Linked DNA regions of Mus musculus: region 2 is linked to region 1. A link is a loop called in an ENCODE intact Hi-C map of the cell type or tissue named here. Cell type or tissue: heart. All regions are shown on one strand. Links, peaks and the distances in the headings refer to the core of each region. The heading gives the core; the rest is flanking DNA. Region 1 holds the start of Gm34458 (a long non-coding RNA gene). Region 2 holds the start of Gm34514 (a long non-coding RNA gene).

Region 1 (11,153 bases), core at 1,795-9,794:
AGAGACACAGACACACACACACATACACACACTGACTGTGGTAGTAGTGGCTGCTGTTGCCCTTGCATTCTTGTGAATTTGTTTCTAGGTCACTTTGTTTTGGAACCAGGTGCTAGGAGAAGCTGAAGCTACACAGAGTGTCCCTGTGTGAGCACTGTAGCATCAATGCCAGCCTCGTGAAGGAGATGTCTGAGCATCCTGCAGCATAGGGAGACTTCAGGAGACAGAACGCTCTGGAACACTGGCGATCTAGATGGAATACCTTTGAGCATAGGCTTTGCAGAAGGAAAGGACTTTGGGTGTCAGTAAGCAGCGGGAGTGAGAGAAGCAAGCGTGGACCAGACTAGAGGATTGTTGAGTGACTTGGGCAAAGGCAATGAACGATGGATTCTGTCTTAAAGAACAGTCTGGTGTCAGAGAGGAGAGTGGGTGAGGAAGGGCGTGGTACCCTGGGGTGCCAATGAGCTTATGCTCATGGGTGACCTTTGTGAGTTGGAGGTAAAGAGACTCAGTGGCTTGGGAATAAAAACATCAGGTCTTGATGGGTCCGGTAAAGGTTGCGGGCAGTCTGTAGGCTTTGGTTCTGAGCGACTAACTGGACAGCGATGCCCGTTACTAAGATGGGCAGGTCTAAGAAGGGGCAGGTGAGAGAGGAGGAGTCTTTTCTGGTCCATGGGAAGCCTGGGGTCCTGGGCAGCAGCCTCACAGGGATGGGGGTGGATAGTGCATGGGCCAGGGTAGTGTTTGGAGGAGAGTTCTGGACTGGTTAACATGCAAAGCTTAAGCCAGATGAGTTGAGCAAGTGGTGTCAGACCAAGCAGGGGAGTGGGCTCTCGGGTGTCCTGCCATCTGGGGTCAGGAGGAGGAAGAGGAGGCAGTGCGAAGGAGACCAGGAAGAAGGGACCAGGGAGCTCTGAGGAGAGGAACAGGGAGTGCTGAGCTCTGGCAGCCAAAGGAGGGGACTATTTTGAGAGAGAATATGGTCAGTTAAGTGCTGCAGGCAGGGTTCACCCCAGCAAGAGTGAGACATGGTAGTACTTAGGGAAACATTTGACGTTAACTCTTTCACCCCCACGATAAAAGGCTGGACCACACCTCTTCCTTTAGCTAATGAAGCACGCATAGAGGCTGTATGAATGCTGTATTTACAACAGTCTATAGGGCCGAAGAGATGGCCTTGTGGGTAAAGTGCTCACTGTATAAGCCGGAAGATCAGAGTTCCAATCCTTTACACTCACGTAAAATCCAGGCATGGTTGTACGTGCCTGTAACCCCAGTGCCTCAGGGTAAAGAGAGAGACAGGAGGAGCCCAGGATCTTGCCTGCCAGTGCTCTAGCTGGAATGTCAAGGTCTAGACTCAGCGAGAGACTCAGTTTCACAGACTCAGGTGGCAAGCACCGAGGATGTGATATGCATTCTACTGGTAAAGTGTCCTGTGTGTCTGAGCACACGGGGAAGCTGTTTCTAGAAGAGGGGTTGAGATTAGGGGAAAATACGTGTTGTTGTGCCCATGAGGGCAGTTCCAGAGAGAGTTAGCTGAAGAGGCAGGACAATTGGAAAATACAGACCAGCCAAGAGCCCAATGGCGCAGACTTGCTCTCTCTGTTTCCGGGACACCTAGAGCTAAGGCCTCTGCTCACTCTGACACCCCTGCTAAAATGGACCCCAAAACTCTGGTGCCATGAACCACCACAAACCCTTTTCTTTAATGTTGTTCCCGTCAGATAATTTCTCACGGCGTTGAAATGTTTGGCGGACACACACACTCACACACATTTTAAACAATTGTCTTCTTAGTTGTAAGATGTAGGTCTCCCTGTCTGAGTTAGTAATCCTTGCCTACCTCTACATACCCCTAATCCTGGAGGCAAGCCCCACGTCCTTAAAACAACTGTCTGGCCAATCACACTGGAAAACAGCTGTCTTCATCATTTGACCATTTTGTGTTTACTTCTTAAAAGGGGGTATTTCCAGAGTTCATGAGCTGGTGAATCATTCCTAGAAGGGAGGTTGGTGTGAGAAAGTGGACATTGAGAGTGAATCCTCCACACATTTTAAAAGATACCACTGATAACTGGGCAGTGGTGCCACATGCCTTTAATCCCAGCACCAGGAAGGCAAAGGCAGACTGGATCTCTGAGTTATAGGCCAGCCTGCTCTATAAATCGAGTCCCAGGACAGCCAGGGTTATACAGAGAAACCTTGTCTCAAAGAAACAAAAATGACATAAAATTTAAAAAATTAAAAAACAAAGATACCATGGTTGATATTGTTTGAATGTGAAATTTCCTCTGCAGGGTTGTGAACTTGAACATCTGCTCCTTGGCGTGTGGTCCTGTCTTGTCAGGAGGCTGTAGAACTTTTAATGGAGGCCCAGGAGTTATCTATCGGTAGCCTTGCCCAGGTTTAGCCTGCACACACTTCCGCTCCCCACCCCACTCCTGATCCACCGAGGTTTAAGCAAGCAGAGCCAAGCAAGTTCTTGCCAGCATGGACCCAGCATCTTTGAAGGGCTTCTGTGGCTTCCTCGGCATGATGGGCTGTACCTTTTCAAACTGTGGAGCCAAAATAAAAGCTTCCTCCTTAAACTACAGAGAGCCCAGGGGTGAGAACAGTAGTTAACATGGATGCCTGGTCCATGCTGGCCCCAGTGCTGGGCTCTGCATACTCAGAAGGCAAGAGGATTCAGCCTTCTGTCTCTGAAAGTTCATAACAGAGCAGCAGGGCAAGATGAGTCCTTAAATCATGTCAACTGTAATAGATGCCATCAACCCAAGGGGTGCCCTTTAAATCACCACTCAGGGAGGGCTGGGCCAGAAGTTCAGAGGGCAGACGCGTCCTTCTGACTGCAGCCTATTGAGGAAGTCTTTGTAACGGCCTTTGATCTGGGTCTTAGAAATCAACAACTTTTGATCACTCGGAGGAACAGAAGAAGGTAGGGTGGACTTAGGCAAGACAACAGCCTGGACAAAACTCAAGTACCTTCTTAATTCAAGATTTTCTTTTTTAATCATGTGTGCGTTTGTGTGCCTAGTTCGGGTCTGCAGGACTGCAGTGCCCATGGAGGCCAGAGGACCAGATGCCCCTGGAGCCATTGATCTGTTTGGGGATATTTCACATAAACGGAGTCATATGATGTGTGGTCTCATGGGAGCAGCTGCTTCCAGGTAGGGAAATGCTTTCAAATCACATCTGTACTGTGCTCACATCACTTCCTCCTTTTCATTGCAGAGTAATACTCCGTTGTGTAGATGCCCCCTGTTTGCCCCCTATCAGTTAGTGCAAGTTTGGGTTGTGTCCACTCTGGCTTTGGTGAATGTGTTTTCCATTTTCTGGTTTCGCTCTGGGAGGAGCCCGAAGGTCCAGTGTTTGCTCCGTGCCTAACCTGATGTCATAGGGGATCGTGTCCCCAGACAGCTGCACCACAGCTTGTCTCTGGCAGAGCTGTGAGAGCGGTCCAGGCTTTCCACATCCTGCCTTCGACTGTCATTATCTGCCTCAGGGTCACAGCCCCCATGTGGGTGTGACATTATCTCCTTGTGGTTTGGAAGGGAAAACTTTTCAGTGACTCTAATTATCTTCCCATGTGGTCAGTAAGCCTTCTGCATAGAACTCCTCCCTCTCCCCCAACTTGTTGTGTGTGTATGTATGTGTGAGTCTCTGTGTGTGTGTGTGAGAGAGAGAGTGTGCACAGATATGTGAGTGTGTGTGCATGTAGAAGTGTGATTGTGTGAATGTATGTGTAGATGTGTGTGCATGTGTGTAGATTGTGTGTGCATATGTGTTGGGTAGATGTGTGTGTGTGTGTGTGTGTGTGTGTGTTTGTGTGTGCATGCATTTGTGAGGGAGGGTGGATGTGTATGCATTTTCTGCAATGGAAGACTTCAATAGCATTTGAAGATTCTGGTAAGAGCAATTCATTCCAACTGGGCATGGTGGCACACACCTTAAATCCCAGCATTTGGGAGGCAGAGACAGGCGACTCTCTTGAGTTCAAGGCCAGCCTGGCCTACTATAGAGAAACCCTATCTTGAAAAAAACAAAACAAAACAAAACAAAACCAACTGATTCCTCCTCTGAGTCACCTCGAGGGGCCGATGGCTAACGTCTGCACAGTGCCTCAATCTGTGTCTCATACCGCTAAGAGCCAGCACGTGATTACTGCTATTGCCGTTATTGTTAAAATCTGGCTCTGGGTCTGGGAAGATGGCCCAGTGGTTAAGAGCTGAGTTCATTTCTTAACACCCCATCAGGTAGTTCACAATCACCTGTAACTCCGGTCCTAGGGGATCTGACATCTTTTTTTGACCTCAACAGACACCTGCGTGCATGCAGAGCCCATATATACATACACTTAGGCACATGTACATACACATAAAATAAAATAAGTAAGTCTTTTTTTAAAAACAGCATTATATTTAAAAAAAATAGTCCAGCCCTGACTGATTTTGGGTGACTCTGGCCTCAAGTTGCTTTGCTGGGCTTCATTTTTCTCAGGACCATTGGGGGCCTCAGCAACACAGACCCCAGCAGCACCAAGTTCAAGAAGCCCTCCCCCCACTGAAGGAATGCGCCAATGAAATAGGAGATAGAAAGAAGGAGGAGGGGGTCTCTGTGATGCATGAGAGACAAATTGCAAGGGCTGTTAAGATTTGGCACTGCCAAGTGTTGGGTGTAGACGGCTTGTCAGCCCTGAGCAGGGCTGGCCAGATCTGAGAAAGAATGGAGGGGGAGTTGGCAGAGAAAATCTTTTCAGGGGGCCTGGGGCCTGGTGGTGCCTGGTGGAGCATGGGCTGCCAGTGCTCATCTTCAGCCATCCCTGTAGGGCAGGACCACTGTAGCTAAGGAAAGCATCAGAGACCAGGCGCCTTCTTCCTCAGTCCCCATTATGAGCCCCTACATAATTCTCTTCCTGGCTTTGCACCAAACTCCCAGCCTGCTTCCTGCCTGCCTGTCCTCTGCGTATCCACCATGGAAAGTGTCTCTGCTGCCTCCCAAAGGGTCACTTGGCAGCTGTCCCTTTCAGATCTCCCTACTGCCTTGCTCCAACAGCCCCTTGCTGGACCTAACTTTCTAGAGCAAGATTGGCTGCCACTGCTATCAACCCACAGCCCTCCAGGGGGCACAGTTATGACATCCTAGCTCGTCCCTGTGCTGAAGTTGGGAGTAATTGCCACTGTGGGACAGCGTTCCCATTCAGGGTTGATGTGTAAATAGAAAAGGCACAATCACCAGTCTGTGTGAGCTCCTAGCTGTAATCTCAGTACTAGGGGCGTGAGGCAGGAGAATTACTGAGAGTCTGAGGCCTGGGTTATGTAGTGAGTGAAACTATCTCAAAAGAACGAGGAGGAGGAGGAGGAGGAGGAGGAGGAGGAGGAGGAGGAGGAGGAGGAGGAGGAGGAGTGGGGAAATGAGTTAGTGGGTAAAGATGCTAGCCTAGCAGTTATGAGGACTGGTTCATGTCCCCTCGTGCAAAAGCCAGGTGGACCTGGTGGTCACCAAGAATCCCAGCCCTGTGGAGCAGACACAAGGGATTCCCAAAGCAAGCTGGCTAGCTAAACTAGCAGGAATTGGTGAGTTCCAGGCTCAAGGAGTACCCTCAACCCAACAAATTAGTGGCGGTTAATGAAGGAAGACACCAAATGTCAACTTCAGCCCCACCCCCACATGCATGCTCGTGCATGCGTACACACTACCACACACTCAAACATACGCATAAAGGCAGGCACAGGATGTAGCAAATGTGTGAGTGTGAGTGTGTATCTGTGAGTGTATGTCCTGTGTGAGTGAGTGTATGTGTGTGAGTGTATTGTGTGAGTGTACTTATGACTGTGTGCATGTGTGTGTGAGTGTGCTTGTGTGAATGTGTGCTTGTGTGAGTGTGTGTAAGTGTGCTGTGTGAGTGTGTGTACGTGTGTATTACAACTTACTGATAGACCAACTGCTATTTAAACTTCACTGTGGTGTGACAATATTCTCACATGACAATTTTCCACTTGGTAGGCCACATTAAAATAAATCAATAATAATGAGCTTTAATTCCAGTACTTGGGAGGCAGAGGCAGGAGGATCTTTGTGAGTTCAAGGTCAGCCTGATCTACCAAGTGAGTTCCAGGACAGTAAGGGCTACATAGAGAAACCCTGTCTTGAAAAACCAAGAAATAAAAATAGATAGATAGATAGATAGATAGATAGATAGATAGATAGATAGATAAGAACAAAGAAGAGCAGGGTGTGGTGGTGAAAGAGTAACTTTAGCACGTATCGGGTGGGGGTAGAGGGTCAAGAGTTCAAGGTCATCCTTGGGCTACATAGCGAGTTCAAGACCAGCCTGGGCTACAGGAGAGCACGTGTCAAAACAAACAAATGAATGAATAAATAAACAACCTCAATCTCAAATCAAACCCAGGTAAGCTAGCCAAGCCTTTGTTGTAAAATAAAAGTTTTCCTGATAGTAAAACCGTCAGTGAGTCGCAATACACATGCTGGGCTCTGCCTCAACCGTAGGCTGCCAGTGGCCAGCGCACCTGGGGGAGGCTGGGCTGAGCAAGGGTGTTTGGCTGGCTGTGCAGTAAATACATCGGAAGGAAGGCAGTGAGGAGTTTGTGGGAGCACTCACAGGGGCGAGGGGCGTCAAGTGGAGGCCAGAGCTGATTGATGTCCAGGTTCTTTCCTCAACCACGTCTCCATTTTAGCTTTTGAGACAGGGATCTCACAGAACTGGGAGCTTGGTGATTCATCTAGACTGCTGATCAGGGAGTTTTGGGGGTCCTCCTGTCTCAGCACCTCACTCTCTGTCTGTCTCTGTATCTCTGTGTATGTCTGTCTCTCTCTCTCCTCTCTCTTCTCTCTCTCTCCTCTCCCCTCCCCTCTTCTCCTTCTTCCTCTCTCTCCTCTCTCTCTGTCTCTATCTCTGTTTGTCTCTGTCTGTATCTGTGTCTCTGTCTCTGTCTCTCTCTGTCTCTCTCTTGTGGGTTCTGGGATTCAAACCCAGCTCCCCTAACTTGTGCAGCAAAGCACTTTACCTTCTGAGCCATTTCCCCAGCCCATAAATACATTTCTTACTATAAAGTCTCAAACTTCTGTTATGACTCATCGTAATTGGACAAGCGCATATTTTTTTAATTTCTTAATTTTATTTCCTCTGGCAAGGCAACTGTAGGTTTACTTTTTATTTTGGCAGATCGGATTTAAGGAGAATACAAAGGAAAATGATGAATATCGATTCGGACACAAAAGTAAATATTTAGAAAGACTGTGAAAAGAAACCCCAGCAATCGCTAGAGACTTCTAAGCTGCAGATTCCTTTCTTCTGAAGTCTCTGGGGCCGTTTCCCAGAAACACTTTCCCTCATACACTTCCTGAGGTGGCCGGGCCCTGCCTGGAACACAGAACACACAGCTTCCAAAGCTGGGCCCACACAGATGCACATCATGCCTGCTGAGGTAGCCTTCACTTCCTAGAAAACGGACTCTCCCCCCACCTCCTTCCTGCCTCCCGCACCCAGCTCGCAGGCTGCTGTACCTTCCTCCAGCAGCTCAGCTAGCATGCTTCCTGCCTGTCTCTGGAGGATCCTCCTCAGGCTCCAGGCTCCACAGTAGCTTCCCTGCCTCGGCCTGTGTCCAGCCTGTGTGTATAATATAGATTATATTGTTAACTGTCATGTGCTGTTGGAGCTCACCGAGAAACCACCTATGGAGGTGAGGTTCACCCTCTCACCCCCATTTCACACCCAAACATGTGTGTCTCAAACTATCCTCTAAGGCCCCTTTGTCTGGGGATGGAATGGCACCCTAACTCTGTGAAGGGACACAGCAAAGCAGCCAGAGGATAAAAACATTGTGTCTTTAAACAACAGCTGGAAGGTAACCATTCCCAGCAGACATTGCTATGTTCATCCCATGACATAAGAGCCATCTTCAGTAGGCCTCTGCCAGATGTTGTAACCATCCGTATTGTGCTTTTAGTTTTGGTTTGGTTTGGTTTTGAGACAGGATCTCACTATGTAGCCCTGGCTATCCTGGAACTCACCGTGTAGACCAGGCTGGCCTTGAACTCTCAGAGATCTGCCTACCTCTGCTGGGATTAAATGTGGGATTAAATGTGATTAAATGAGGGGACCCTCTGCTCTGCCTAAGATCCTCTCTAGTGGGAGCTCCAGCTGGTTGCTAAGGCACCCTGAGTCCGTTTCTGCTGGGAGGATTTGTTGTTGTTTTGTTCTGTTTTTTTGGTGTTTTGTTTGTTCATTTGGTTGCTTGGTTGGTTTTGTTTTGTTTTCCCTGAAGACAGAGTTTAGTCTGTGTAGTCCTGGCTGGCCTAGAACTCACTCTGTAGACCAGGCTGGTTTTGAACTCAGAGACCCACCTGGCTCTACATCCAGAGTGCTGGGATTAAAGGCATGCGCCACTACAGCCTGGCTCTGCTGGATGTTTTGAACATTCAATTTGATGTTATTTTGATATATCTTTCTCTCTTTCTCTTTTATTTTGACCTGCTATATACTTAATAAATTCACTCATTCAAAACCAAAAATATGACTCCCATAGATCATTCTCAGAACCATACACATCAGTGTGACAGGTAGCGACAGCGTGGGAAGCTGGGAACGAAGACTGGGTTCCGAATTGTTTGCTTGGAACTCTCGCTCTACCTTGGATTTCCATCGTTGTGACCCTGGGCCTGTGCAGTAAGCTCTCTGGTCACTCTTCGATCTGCTATACTGCAGAATGGGGATGTCAGGACCCAGGACCCCTGTGTATGCAAGGCACTTGAAGGAAGCTTGGCTGTTAGACCATCTAGCCAGTGGGCTCTTGGGATCCATCTGCCTCCACACCCAGGGCTGGGGTTGCACAGGTGCTGGGGATTCAAACTCAGGCCCTCACCCCTACAGAGTAAAACGTCCTACCCTCTGAGCCATTTTGTCAGCTTCAGCTTGAATCTTAGAGTTGATACCATAGCCCTCTTGGCGCCTTTTGCTTCTCCCTGGAGTTTGCTAAGACAGTATATAGGTCAGTCTTGCCATGATGACCATGTGTCCCTTAAATCTAGTATAGCACCTGGTCCACATGAACTTTGACCCATCCAGCTGTCTTCATGCTATAGCTCCCAAGAGGCCTCTACACCACTGCCTCCTTTCAGCTGGGCTCAGAAGCCACCGCTCCATCCCCAGCTGTGAGAGATGCCTAAATAAACGATCCCTGTTCCAGTCACCCACTCTGATCCCACCATCGTCTTACAGCCAGAGTTCCTGTTGGCCTCTGAGGCAGTGTCATACTGAGGCAGCATCCAGGTGATCCATTATGACCGAGACCCAGAGAGGGCAAGTTACTTCCTCATAGTCACACAGCCAAGAGTGCTGGGAGATGAAATATCAATCACTCAGAACTCCTTGGTTCATCTCACCCTGGGTCCCAGGGCCACTGCCCCCCTTTAAGGGACCTCTGCCAGCTAGCCATGTGGCCACTCATCTCTCCCAAGAAGAGTCGAAATGGGGTGGGCTCAGCTTTTGCCCTTATTCTTTGCTATAAGCACATCCTGCGCCCATCCATGCCTCAGTTTCCCTTCTGTGAAAAGAGTAATCTCAGCAAATGAAGGTAAATTGCCGCTCTGGCTGACTTAGCTGGCATTTTCCTTTGGTCTGTCTGTCTGTCTGCTCCAGAACAAGTCTGGAGGAGTGGATGTAAAACTGACAAGGCTGGACCTTTGCCTCTGGTTGTCTTCACTTTCTTTTTCAGAGACAGGGCCTCACCATGTAGCACAGGCTGGCCTCAAACTTACAATCCTCTTGCCTAACCTCAGAGCCGAGATGACAGGCATGTACTAACTAAGATGCTTCATATTTCTTGCTATAGGACAGCAGCTGAGGACACTGTCTAGAGGCAGCTCGTTAGCCATCGTGAAGGGTGTAGATCAAGTGTGACCTGCAGCTGGCTGGAATGGACATGGTACTGAACGATTAAGGGTTTACGAAGGCCCCAGGGACCCTCTGACTTTACCCAGTGGGCAGGAGTACCCGTAATCACGGACAACTGTCTACAGAATGCACCGTACCCTCAAACGGACGGCACCACCTCCTCTCTGCTCCCTCATTTCACAAAACAAAGAAGCCGGAAGGGAATGGGATGTTTACTGAGCATGCCCAAGCAAATCCCCCAGACAGAACCCAGGCTGCGGCTCTCAGCTCAGCCTTCTCCCTTCCCCTGCTCATACTAATCATTTAGATGGCTTTATTGAGATAGAACTCACATGCCGTACAAGTTAGTTCAATGGCCTCCAGTCCAGACAACTGCACCCATGAAGACAGTCTACAGAATTCCCATAATCCCCTAGTTCCAACTCCCCATCCCTCCGCATCTCAAGGCCCAGGCAGCCACCTGTCTCCTTCCTCTCTATAGGTGCATCACACATTCTGACAGCTTTGGTTTCTGTTTTCTTCCACTTAGCCTATTTCTGTCCTTACTGTAGCGTGTATCAGGGCTTCGTTCCTTTTCACTGCCAAGTAATACTCCATGGTCCATACAGCATAGTTTATTGGTCTCTTAATTAAGTTAGTGGGCAGGTGGGTTGCTTTCACTTTTTCTCTCCTGCGGATGACGGCACCGACAACATCACTGAACATCTTTCTGTGTCCACGGGTGCTTTTCTCATGGATTTTCTGGTTCATACAATAAGTACGAAAAACTCCTTACTTATCACTTTGGTCTTCTGAGCCTGACTTTCTCAGGCTACTAATGGGGAAACAGTGTGTGGATAAACCCAAGGCTTCCAATGTCCAGGGTCCTGGAAACAAGCCTGCCCCTTTCCTGTCCTCCCCACATCCTCTCCCCTCCTCTCTTTAGGCCATTCTTCAGAGAGCGGTGGGACAACTCCTCTCTAACTGCTGGGTCTTGGGTAAGTCTGTGACCTGAGATTCCACGGCTCTGACAGTAGCTGTGGATTCATGGGAACAGAGTTACAGAGCAGCTTTTTGTGTCTGTAAATTTTCTCAACACTCACTGAGAGTCTGGTCCTGTTCAAGGCTGGACACGACTTCCGTGGGCACAGCTTCTCATTTTGATGGCTTATTTCTTTTCCCACTTGACACAGAACCCACGGGCTTCATGGTGTTCATGGTCCCTAAATATCTGCTCAGACCTGTGCTTAACAACCCCTGG
Region 2 (11,153 bases), core at 1,885-9,884, 73 kb after region 1:
ATGGGGCATGCTGACCCAGGGTCAAGGCTTTCAGAGACAGTTTGATTTCCACAGAAAAGTTGACTTTAGTGACATCAGTCCTGGGCAGCCGTCATCAACTTTATGCTGCCATGTCCTAATCTTATCTGGCTTGTGAGTGTTCGTTCGTTCTTCTGACAAACGTTTGCAGAGTACCTGCCGCAACCCCAGAGAGACATAGCGATCACAGGTCAAGCAGAAGATGCAGACCACAGGGGAGACCCTCTACTGGTGGTGCTTGAATTCCGCCAAAGCAAGCACCGTGGGTAACTAAGCAGGCAGGTGCTATCACACCGACCGCTCACAAACTGCAGAAAGATTGAGGGCAGATGTTAGATGAGATATTAGGGCAGAAGAGATGGCTCCGCCGGCAAAGGGCTTGCTGTGTACGTAGGAGGACGGGAGTTTGGGTTCCCAGCACTCCCATGAAAGCCGAGGATGGCGGGTTACACCTCTGTGCTCTCAGCTGGGAGATCACTGGCCAGCAAGCCTGGCTGATTTTAATACAGGAATGTTGGGGGGTCTTTGAGATTGACGGGGTCTTTCTCAGGAGCAAATGTCCCAGAAACTTTAAAGCTGCCTAGGCTGGCTTGAGCAAATGGTTTGGGGGTTCTTGTCTCAGCAGTAAAACCAGGAAATGAAATTCATGGGCCGTAGAGGAGAAATTTTAGAGAGATGATTATTATAGACTCATAGGTGGGAGCACAGGAGAGAGGAAACAGAAGTCCTGGTTGGAAGTGGGGGCTGTCTTAGGAAATAGGGCACTGTACTGGCTGGTTTTGTGTCAACTTGACACAAGTTAAAAAAAAAGTCATCAGAGAGGAAGGAGCCTCAGTTGAGGAAATGCCTCCATGAGATCTAGCTGAAAGGTATTTTCTCAACTAGTGATCAGTCGGGGAGAGGGGGTGAGCTGTTGGCCCAGCTGGCCCACCAAGCATCCTTTTCAGCTCTGTTCCAGTCACACTGTGAAGTCACCTTGCAACCTCAGGCAGAAGCGGTCATCTAGGAGCTGGCACAGGGACAGGAACCAGAACCCTGCCGACCTTCTCGCTTTCAGCAAGGCTGTTCTTATAACTGCTACCTCAGAGTCCTCGCCTACCGGACTGGTTGCTATCACCTGCTCATCAGTCCCATGAGCTCCAGATTCAGTGAGAGGACTGGTTTCAAAAATGAGGTGGCCTATGTCAACCTCTGGCTTCCAAATGGGCGTGTCCACATTAGCACCGCCCCCCAAACACAGGAGCTAAAGGAAGCGGCACAGACATCTTCCTGAAGAGTTGATGTCAGGCTGGAGAGATGGTTGACTCTTGCAGAGGACCTGGGCTCACTTCCCAGCACACAACTGCCTGTAACTCCAGTTCTAGGTGATCCCATGCCCCCTTCTGGCCTCCATGGGTACCAGGCACACACGTGGGGCACACACGTACATGTATCGCCAAACACTCCAACACATAAAATATTTTGAAGAAGTGACCTCTTCTGAGGGAAGAAGCGAAGGAAACAAGAAGGAAGCTACACGATCTGGGGGAGCAGGCGAGGTGTGGGGGGGCAGGGCTGAAGAAATGTAAGCATGAAAGGCTAAGGCAGACATGCACTGTGAGTGTGCGTCTTCTGTCTGTCTGTCTTAGGTTAGGCATCCTCAGGGTTGCAAACCACAGTGCATTCTTTGAGACAGAGACTTCCTATGTAGCCCAGGCTACCCTTGCCACACAGTCATGCTCCTGCTAGCTCAGTCTCTTAAATTTTTGGGATCAAGGACATTTTTGTCATGCATTCTATACATGTGTGTGTGTGTGTGTGTGTGTGTGTGAGAGAGAGAAAGAGAGAGAGAGAGAGAGAGAGAGAGAGAGAGAGAGAGAGACAGACAGACAGACAGACAGAGACAGAGACCCAGAGACAGAGACCCAGAAAGACTCCTGCCTGCTTTGCTTCCTCCCACCCCACCCCCCCATTCCTAGCATCATCAGGATAAAGAGAAGGAAAATCACAGATGATTAGATGATTCTAATGTGCAAGATAAATACCGCCTCAGTGAGCGCATTATGCAAATCTATGCAATTAACATCACAAATGAGGTGAGGCCTGGGGCCAAGCAGCGGAACTTCTCAGGGGGTATCATATCAGCTCTACACTTCCTGGTCTCTCCAGGCCAGAAAGTGGTCTGGATGGAAGAGACAGACTAGAGTGGTCAGGGCTGAGGTGTGCCTCAGATACCTCAGATGTACATTTTATTCTGTGGAGAAGACGTGGGCACTGCTGCATTTTCTGGCCAAGGGTGGAAGCACCTGGTGTGCCTGGACACTTTGTGCCCAGCTCCGGGTGGGACTCCTTCCCATTAACGAACTGCATTTTGTTCCTTCCTGTGGTACAGTGAACTAGGAAAGAGGTGCAGGGTCTGGGCTAAAGTCAGGTGTGCGGTGACTTAAGGGATCTGTGGGTCCTAGCTCTCTGTTTTGCTGTACACTTCTCCTGTGAAAGGCAATTGTCACCTGTCTTTCAGTTCTGTCTCCATGTTGTCAACCACTGGGCCAAAATACTTCCTTATGGCTCTCAGGGTGGACTCTGTGTGGGGATTAGGTAAAGCTTCCTTATAGCTTGTTGGTCAGGCTCCAAGACAGCCAAACAAGAATGCATTTTTATGTCCCTGCTTTGAAGTCACACAGAGTCAAACTGCTGTCGCACTGTTCTCAAAGGGAAGGGACTTCCACCTGCACAGTCAGGGAGCCAAGGTCAATCTGTAAGAAGGCTTCCTGGAATGAGAGATGCTCATTGTTACGGGCAGCTCTGGATAATGTCGTCCACTGTACCTAGAACCTGAGGACCCTGAAGTGGGGTCTGGGTGAGAGTCTTGCTTTCTGAGAGACTCCAGGATACATCAATTTTGTCAGCAATTGCCCCACCTCCTCCCAGACCTGTGAGACCCTTTTCTGGGTCAAGTCAGTCCCCTCACCCCCCAGTCCTGGACCTTCTTGCACAAAGAACTCAGAGCTGTACAGCAGCCTGGCCTTGGCCACTGGTCTTGTGGAGCCTTTCCTTAGAAACAATGAAGTAAAAGCCCCCACCTACACATCTCCCCATGGCCCAGCAGTGGGCGCAGCGTTGGTCAAGGAGATGTGGAAACCCTGAGGCAGCCATTGAGGAAAAAGACTGTCAGGCCAGAGGGTGTGACTTCGGTGAGGGTCAGAGGGTGGACCGGGCTCGCAGGGTCATTGCTGAATTCTGAGATCCCAGCTGTTGGACCTCAAGGAAGATGACCCCCCCCCCCCCCCCCCGCCCAGGCTCGAGCGTGGAAAGTGGACCGAGGTTCTCTGATGCAGTTTGTTTTGTTGCAGAGCTATGGCTACGGCGTGGGAAGGTCTTCTGATCTGAATGACCCTGACAGGCTCAGGAGGATTGCGGGAAGTGGGAGGTAAGGGTAGAGAGCGGAGGTGGTGAGGAGTTTGCAGGCCTGGTGGGCGGGGCTGGCCTGGTGGGCGGGGCTGGCCTGGTGGGCAGGGCTGGCCTGGTTCTCACACTGAGCAGGACGCAAATCCCACTGCACTAGTTCAGTGAAGGACTCCTTGGGTTCCGAATGCTTAGGACGTGGCTCTGTTGTGCTACCTGCCTCTCCGAGAATCCTCCATGTTGCCTCATCCAAGCCCAAGGCCACAATTTATAGCCTTTTTTTTTTTTTTCTAGAGAAAGACGTGTGACTTACAGAGACGGGAACCGCAAAGTTTGGCTGTCACACTCAGGATGCGTTTATGGGAGCCCCTCCCACAAGATACTGGAGTGCTAGGATGTTCCCAAGCTTTTGTTCAGCTTACTGGAGTTTCCAGGCCATTGAAAACTAGTGATCCCGAGAGACCCTCTGCCTGTCGTTTCCTCTGCAGGAGATCCTGGGACATTCGAAGCCTTGGCAGGAGGTTCTGGGGCATTCAAAGCAGTGGATTGTGCTGACACCCCACTCCCAGCCATCCTGGCCCAAGTAACAGCCCCTTTAACAGACGGATAAACCAAGGTGGACAGGAAATCAGTTCCCCCATAAGGGCTAGGGAGAGCCGCAGTGGGGATGGGCTGGCTGGATGCCTGGGAACGGCAGGAAGCCAGGACAGCCAGCCGCTGCTCCCTGCAACTTCAGACGGTCAAAAGCCCCCCCACCCCCGTGACTCATCCCATATCCCAGGGGCCCCAGCCTCAGCTCCCTACCCAGCCTAGTTCTTCGGGAGCGAGAATGGCCCCAGGACTCTCCCCCTGCTTCTCCCAGGATCCCAGGGAGGTACTGTTCTAAGTACATACAGCAGATGGGATGGGTATCCATGCAATTTACCGGCCAAATTGGAACACTTTAGGGAGTCGCTGATAATTACACTGGGATTCTGCATGGCAAATAGCGGTGCCTGCTGTCCCACCAGATAGTTCTTATTGCTTAACTCATATCTTAGGCCTCAGCCATGGGATTAGAGCCAAAGAGCTCAGGGGCAGGTGTGGGTTTGAGAACTCCACACCCTGAAGGGAACCTGAGTGTGTAAGAGACTGCGGAGGATGGAGTGAGACAAGCCTGCCTGGGTTCACATCCTACTTCTGCCACTTGTGGGCTGTGTGAGCTCAAGCATGTTACTTAACCTCTCTGGTCCTCAGTTTTCCCATTCATAAACATACTCACACGACAGAGGGAACAGCTATGAGATGGGATGATACAAATACACTGAGCACAGAGGCTCACACTTAGTAAGTAAGTGGCTATTGTCAGTGTGTGAGTTTAAGATTATTGGCTCTGACAGGTGTTGAGATTAAACATCACAATTGCAGCCACAGCCCTGACTGGTGACTTAGGCACCGAACTGTAGGAATGAAGGCCAGGTGAACGAGTTGTCCAGGAAGGGACTTTCTCACAGGGCAAGGACATCAGAGTTGTTCCAGGAGGAAGCAGCCTCGGGGCAGTGACAGTCGAGCCTTTCTGGACTATTAAGACACATGTCAGTAGGGCCATCATGTCATAACCCACAGAAAGAAAGCTTTCTCCATTCTGCTTCTTGTGGAGACAGGCTTGCTCTGTAACCCAGGCTGGCTTTGAACTTGTGATCCTCCTGCCACAACCTCCAGAGTGATTGGATTGCATATGAACACAACCATGTTCTGTTGGTGACCTGCTTTTTACCCCCATGTTAAAGACAAACAAACAAACAAACAACCCTCAGTGCTTAGTGATCTTGCAGAGCATCGGTCAGGGCTAGGTTTCCCAGAACTTCGGATCTGTACTTCCGATCCTCGCGCCCTCTTCTGGTCACTGTGGGTACTGCATGCACGTGGTGCACTTAACCCAGTGCACTTAGCTTAGCTCTCTACCTAGCTCTGTTCCTCGGGAACATTTAACAAAATAAAAATAAATAAACCTTAGGAGAAGAACCACAGGGCCCTTTTTGAGATGTCAGCCGCTACTCTTTCCCTCCATAGGTTTTCCTTGATGTCCTTGGGCTCACGTGTCACCTGCATACTGTTTAGTTCAGGTGGGAGGAGAATGGGAGAGGGTGTTCAGAGCAGGGTTGGGGTTAGTGGAGCCTGGCCTGAAGAGGCAGGAGAGGCTGCTGCCTCCAGGCCTCCCAAATCTACCTCTGAGCCTATCAATGAGGCCTGTTCTTTTGATTTCTAAGAACACATGGCCCTCTGACCATATGCTGGGTTCAGAAGTCACCTAACCTCTTGCCCCCCCAAGTTAAAAGCCTGAGCTAGTTTTTCTGGCTGCTTGAGCCTCCCCTCTCCAAGCATCAGTGTACGATGATGAGGCATAGCATAGGCTAGGCAAAGGTCTAACTGCGAATAGAGGTTGGTAAGAAAGAAGTCTATGATCAATTAATGATGTCTGCCACAGGTACCGGCTGGGTAAAGGTGATGTGTGTGTTTCAAACTTGAGAACATAGAACTAGATAAGGCCATGCCACAGGCATGCTGAGTGCTGCCGACTGTGCCCAGTGATAGATACTATTGTGCCAGGAGAGAGAGGAGGCTTCTAAAGGGCACAGCCGGGGCAGAAGCTTAGGTGTGGGAATCTGACCTCAGAGTGCAGAACACTGGGCGGGTAAGCTTGTATCAGCCCTTCAGTGGCTGCTTGAAGGGCAGCTCCCCCAGCCACACCCCTGTCCCTGTCCCTGTACCTGATGTCACAGCCCCAGCCTGGAGAAAGTCATAGGTGGGTCTGCAGCTGAGCCCAAGCTCAAACAAACCCTCTTTCCTTTGCCAGCCCATCCTCTCTGCTGTGGCAGAGGAGGGAGAAGGAGCACGGGAGCGGGAGATGAGATCAGGAAATAACAGGCTTCTCGGGAGCAGTAATGACATTTTAACTTGAAAATTGCAAGAAGACAGGGCTGCGGAGGCATATGCAAATTTCACATAAACGAGATGCAAATGAACCTGCCTCTGCCTGCCTCTTGCACCTGGATGTGGCTCAATGACAAATCCTAATGGGCACAGCGTGGCTGTGTGATTGATTATCAAGGCCAGCTGGGATGACAACTGTGCTCTTTTTCTGGGAGCTTGGGGGAGAGATGTGATTGTTCCTAGGTGGCCCTGAGCTCTTTCTGGCAGGGGACCCCAAGGCATAGCCCTATCAAGCTCAAGGTTAGTGAATTTAGGGCATATCTACTACCTGTATTCCTGCCAGCACCCATGGCAGACATCATTAATCAATCATAGAGTTCTTACTGAGCTCTGGGCAGTCCTTATTAATAGAAAAAGAGTTACTGCTCATTCACTTATTCATTCATGCACCTGACCACCATGAAGTCCAAAGGACACAGAATAGGCAGACTCAGTTCTTGTTCTCACAAAACAGTTTAATAAAATATTGCAAAACGGCAATTTAAGTACATGATATCAAGGAAAAGTATAGGTTTATGTAAGGGGTATGTGTGTGTGTGTGTGTACATGATCCAAGGCCTCTCCCTACTTCAAGCTACACCTTTAGTCCTAAAAGGAGTCTTACACCTTCAAGGTGGCCAGGAAAGGCTGACCCTGCCAATCAGAAGGCTAAGGAACCTTGATAGTTAAAAGAGGCAGGCAGAATTCTCTAAGCCCTAGAAAAAGAAAGCCTGCGTGACACACCATCATTACTATCCAGATTCCCGGGTCACCATCTCTCATTTTCTTTTTTCTGTGCTTTCCTCTTTTTTTTTTTTTTTTTTTTTTTTTTTGGCTTCTGTCTGTCTGTGTTTTATGTGTATGTTTAAAATAGCTATATGGAGATAAAGCCCACATACCCCAAAATCCACTCATTTAAAAAACATTCAACACAATGCTTTCTAATATATTTATAAGTGTATCCTGCCATTACCACAGTTAATTTTAGAACGCTTTCATCTCAAGAGGATGATGGTGATGGTGATGATGATAATGATGATGACGACGACGATGACAATGATGACATCTGGGGTTAGAGAGATCTCACTTGCTCTTGCAAAGGACTGAGGTTCCATTCCCAGCACTTGTATGGTGGTTTACAGCCACCCCTAACTATCACAGTCCCAGAGGATCTGATGCCCTTTTCTGACCTCCAAGTCAACAAGCATGCAAGTGGTGCTTATATATACTCACCCCCCCCAAAAAAATCTACTGAATAAATTTATCAAAAGATCTACTTGGGGAAATGAGAAGAAAGCAAATGGCGTGTTGTGTTCTGTAAGCATCACACTAGACCCGATACAGTCAGTCTTAGGTGCCACCCACGCTTCTTGTGTTCTGTGTAAATGTAGTCACGGTAACTGCAGCCTCCCAATCTCTTCCACATAGCATGAAGTCTGTAAGGCCATCCAGGTTGCCGCATGAATCACTATTTATCGCCGAGAATTTTCACTGTGGGAAAGGAAAATACGCACAGTGTAAGTGTTCACTGGAGTCATCTCCTAAATGTGTGGGCACCAGCACTGGCTATTTCCAAATATCTTTCTTATGTCCAAACAAAAACCCCCCACCCACTAACAATTCCCACTCTCTCCTCCTCCCAGCCCCAACTAACTCCTCCCCGACTAAACGTCTCTGTGAACATCTGGCCATTTCACACAACAGAATCGCAAACAGTCCTCCTTCTGTATCTGGTTCATTGCACCGGCATAAGGTTTGCCCCGAGTTGCAGCGTGCATCGGAACTTGGCTCCCGTTTAAGTGGAGTGTAGCTCAGTAGGTTGAGCTGGTTGAGCATCTCCTTAAGCTCTGGGTGCCATGGCACATGTCCGTTCCAGGGAGGTAAGGAGATTAGAAAAGCAAAGTCATCCTTGGCTACATAGTAAGCTCAAGGCTGGCCTGGGATATGAGACCCAGCCTCAAATAAACAAGGACATTGTTTCTTTCTCTAAATATGGATGGTGAGTGTGTGTGTATCCATATTTTCTGGATATTTGTGTTGCTTCTGCCTTTAGCTATTATGAATAATGCTGCACAGTTTGCATAAACTATCTTTTCTTTTTCCCTGTTTGTTCCCAGTTCCTGGAGTGGGATTGTAGGGTTATCTAAGCATAGCAGCTGCACCATTGTGCATCTAAAGGTTCTGTTTCATGACCTTCCCACATGTGGTATCGTCTGCATTTGTTATTGTAACCCTCCCCCCGCTCCCTCTCTCTGTTTTTTTGAGACAGGGTTTCTTTGTGTAGCCCTGGCTGTCCTGGAACTCACTCTGTAGACCAGGCTGGCCTCGAACTCGGAAATCTGCCTGCCTCTGCTTCCCAAGTCCTGGGATTAAAGGCCTGCACCACCACTGCCTGGCTGTATCAGTTCTTTATGTACCCTGGCTAAAGAAGTCTTCAAAGACTTTTGTATTCGTGTATGTGTGCATGCGTGCATGTGTGTGTGTTGGAGCACAACTGTGGAGACCTGGCTTTTCCCTTCCACCTTTACAGTCAGACTTGTGTGGTCAGCACTTTGTTCTCTGAGTGGGCCCCAGACAATTGACTCATTTCATGTGCTATCTGCAAATATTGGGTCCTATTCTACATAGTGTCTTTTCACTTTCATTTTTAAATTTTTTATTTTATGTGTGTGTGTATGAGTGTTTTGTCTGCATGTACACTTGTTTGTGTATGTCTGATGCCCACAGAGGTCAGAAGGAGGCATCAAATGGAGTTACAGGAAGTAGTGACCCATCATGTGGGTGCTAGGAACTGAACCTGGGTCTTCTGCAAGAGCGACAGGTGGTCTTAACCACCCAACCATCTCTCTATCCCTTCTTTTTGCTTTCTTGATAAGATCCTTTGATGTATAGAGGTTTTAACTGGGGCGAGAGTGTCTCATTTCAGAGCCTACGCTGACCTTGAAAACAACCTACCCTCTTGCCTTTACTTCCTGAATGCCAGGATTAGAGGTATGTGTCACCACACCAGCCTAGCAGCTTCAGTTTCTTTCTGCTGTTGGTTTGAGATGAGGTCTCATTATGTAGCCCAGGCTGGCCTTCAGCTCAGATCCTCCTGCTACCCTCCTGGAGGACAGTGGTAAAAGCCAGATGCCAAGGAGAGGGTGCAAATAAACCCTTATGACATGTTTTAAGCAGCCAAGGATGTGTAGAATAACTCTTATATCAGGCTTCACAGGAGTCTGTTCTTGAATTTATTTTAATTTTTGAGAACTTCATAAATGAGTACACTATATTGACATCATTTCTATCCCTCTCTCTCCCCCTTCTCCACCATCCATGCTGTTATGCCAACTGGTGTGATCTTTCTTTCTTTTTTTAGATTTATTTATTTAGTTTATGTATGTGAGTACACTATAGCTGACTTCAGACACACCAGTAGAGGGCATTAGATCCCATTACAGATGGCTGTGAGCCACCATGTGGTTGCTGGGACTTGAACTCAGGACCTCTGGAAGAGCAGTCAGTGCTCTTAACTGTTTAGCCATCTCTCCAGCCCAACTGGTGTGGTCTTATGCAGGCAGCCATATTATTCAGAGTCTATACACAGCTCCCCTGTCATACCCAGCAGACACACTTGCAGCAAGCCACCATCTCCATCCTCTGGCTCTAAGATTTCTGCCCTCTCTTTTTGCTGTTCCCTGAGCCTTAGGCATAAGGATAATGTACAAGTTCCATTTGGGATTTCACACCCCGAGTTACTTGTTCTGTGCATCATGACCAGTTGTGGAATCTCTACAATAGCTTCTATCTGCTGTAGCAAGCACCTTCTTTGATGAGGAGGGGGGAAGTTGTATTTATCTATGGGCATAAGGATAAGTGTTTAGAAGGCAGTTGGGAGCTATATTAATTTAGCTAAATGGTAGTTATAGATTCTGGGGTCTATGACTCTCCAGTCAGGGGTTCCTGGCTTGGTTAATGGTCCCAGGCATGAGTTCTGTCCTACCGAGCAGGCCATGAGTCTAATCACACATCTATTGGTTGCCCCCAAGATATACATGCCACCATTGCACCTCTGAAGCTATCTTGGTGGGCCAGTTGTTATATTGGTTCACAGGCTTTCCAGCGAGATAGAACTGGTGATAAGTGTTCTCTCAGTTTGCGTAGCTCCTTCTGCCACCGTGAGAGCTAGCTTCAGGGGCGAGGCTTCCAGAAAAGAACCGTCTTGATTTCTGCGAGTCCTATAACCAAAATGTGCAGTGTTTTCAGCGACAGGGTCTTCTGTCAAGTTCTGGCAGTCAACCAAGAGAATTAACTCTGTCAGTTTTATGGGTGATGTGTTAGAGTCAGAAAACAATCCCCCCACCCCACCCCCACATACACATACTGCTTATGTAGTAAAAAACGGCAGCTGCAATTCTGCAGACTGTTACCAGACAACAGTGATACAGTTTTACCAAAATACAACCAACAGGAGCAAATATTTAAGGAAAACTAGCCTGCAGCTTCTCTGCTTGTTTACAGACATAATTCCCTAAGTGACTAGTGTCTAATACCTCTTAATTATTAGGAAGCGCTGCTTGGAGTGCTCAAAGCTGGGGCCTGTCTAATTATCCTTGCTTCAAGAGAACAGTCAGGATACAATGAGGAACACACGGAGCGGGGCCTGGGAACCGTAAGCAAGTCTCCTCTGGAACAGACTGGCTTGGTAAAGGGTTCTCTCCTGGTTCAGATTGTAGAGAGCTGAGTTGACAGAGGGGAACACTTGTACCCTGGACAGGTAGAGGAGCCACTGTTGCTGTAGTGACATGTAAATGCAA

What was found. Peaks named below come from ENCODE experiments on the same cell type or tissue, not always from the same donor. Only the 100,000 strongest peaks of a DNase experiment are listed, where the experiment ranks them.
Region 2: it touches region 1 in a loop (4-fold over the local background); 7 of 42 quality-filtered maps call a loop at or near these places.

Annotation. Positions count from the first base shown.
Region 1 is chr2:158,102,308-158,113,460 of GRCm38, forward strand. It overlaps Gm34458 (a long non-coding RNA gene), which reads left to right and starts at 2,947. Exons shown (of 2, transcript XR_001783529.1): 1 at 2,947-3,167; 2 at 9,852-10,518. In heart, for the core only: a CTCF peak has its summit at 5,111 (motif pointing right); DNase peaks (open chromatin) are centred at 3,454, 5,054 and 7,494; H3K27ac peaks cover 3,485 bases.
Region 2 is chr2:158,175,714-158,186,866 of GRCm38, forward strand. It overlaps Gm34514 (a long non-coding RNA gene), which reads left to right and starts at 3,351. Exons shown (of 2, transcript XR_375177.3): 1 at 3,351-3,427; 2 at 3,697-3,860. It also overlaps a transcript of D630003M21Rik not described here. In heart, for the core only: a CTCF peak has its summit at 5,288 (motif pointing left); DNase peaks (open chromatin) are centred at 3,478 and 4,068; H3K4me3 peaks cover 1,231 bases; H3K27ac peaks cover 2,726 bases.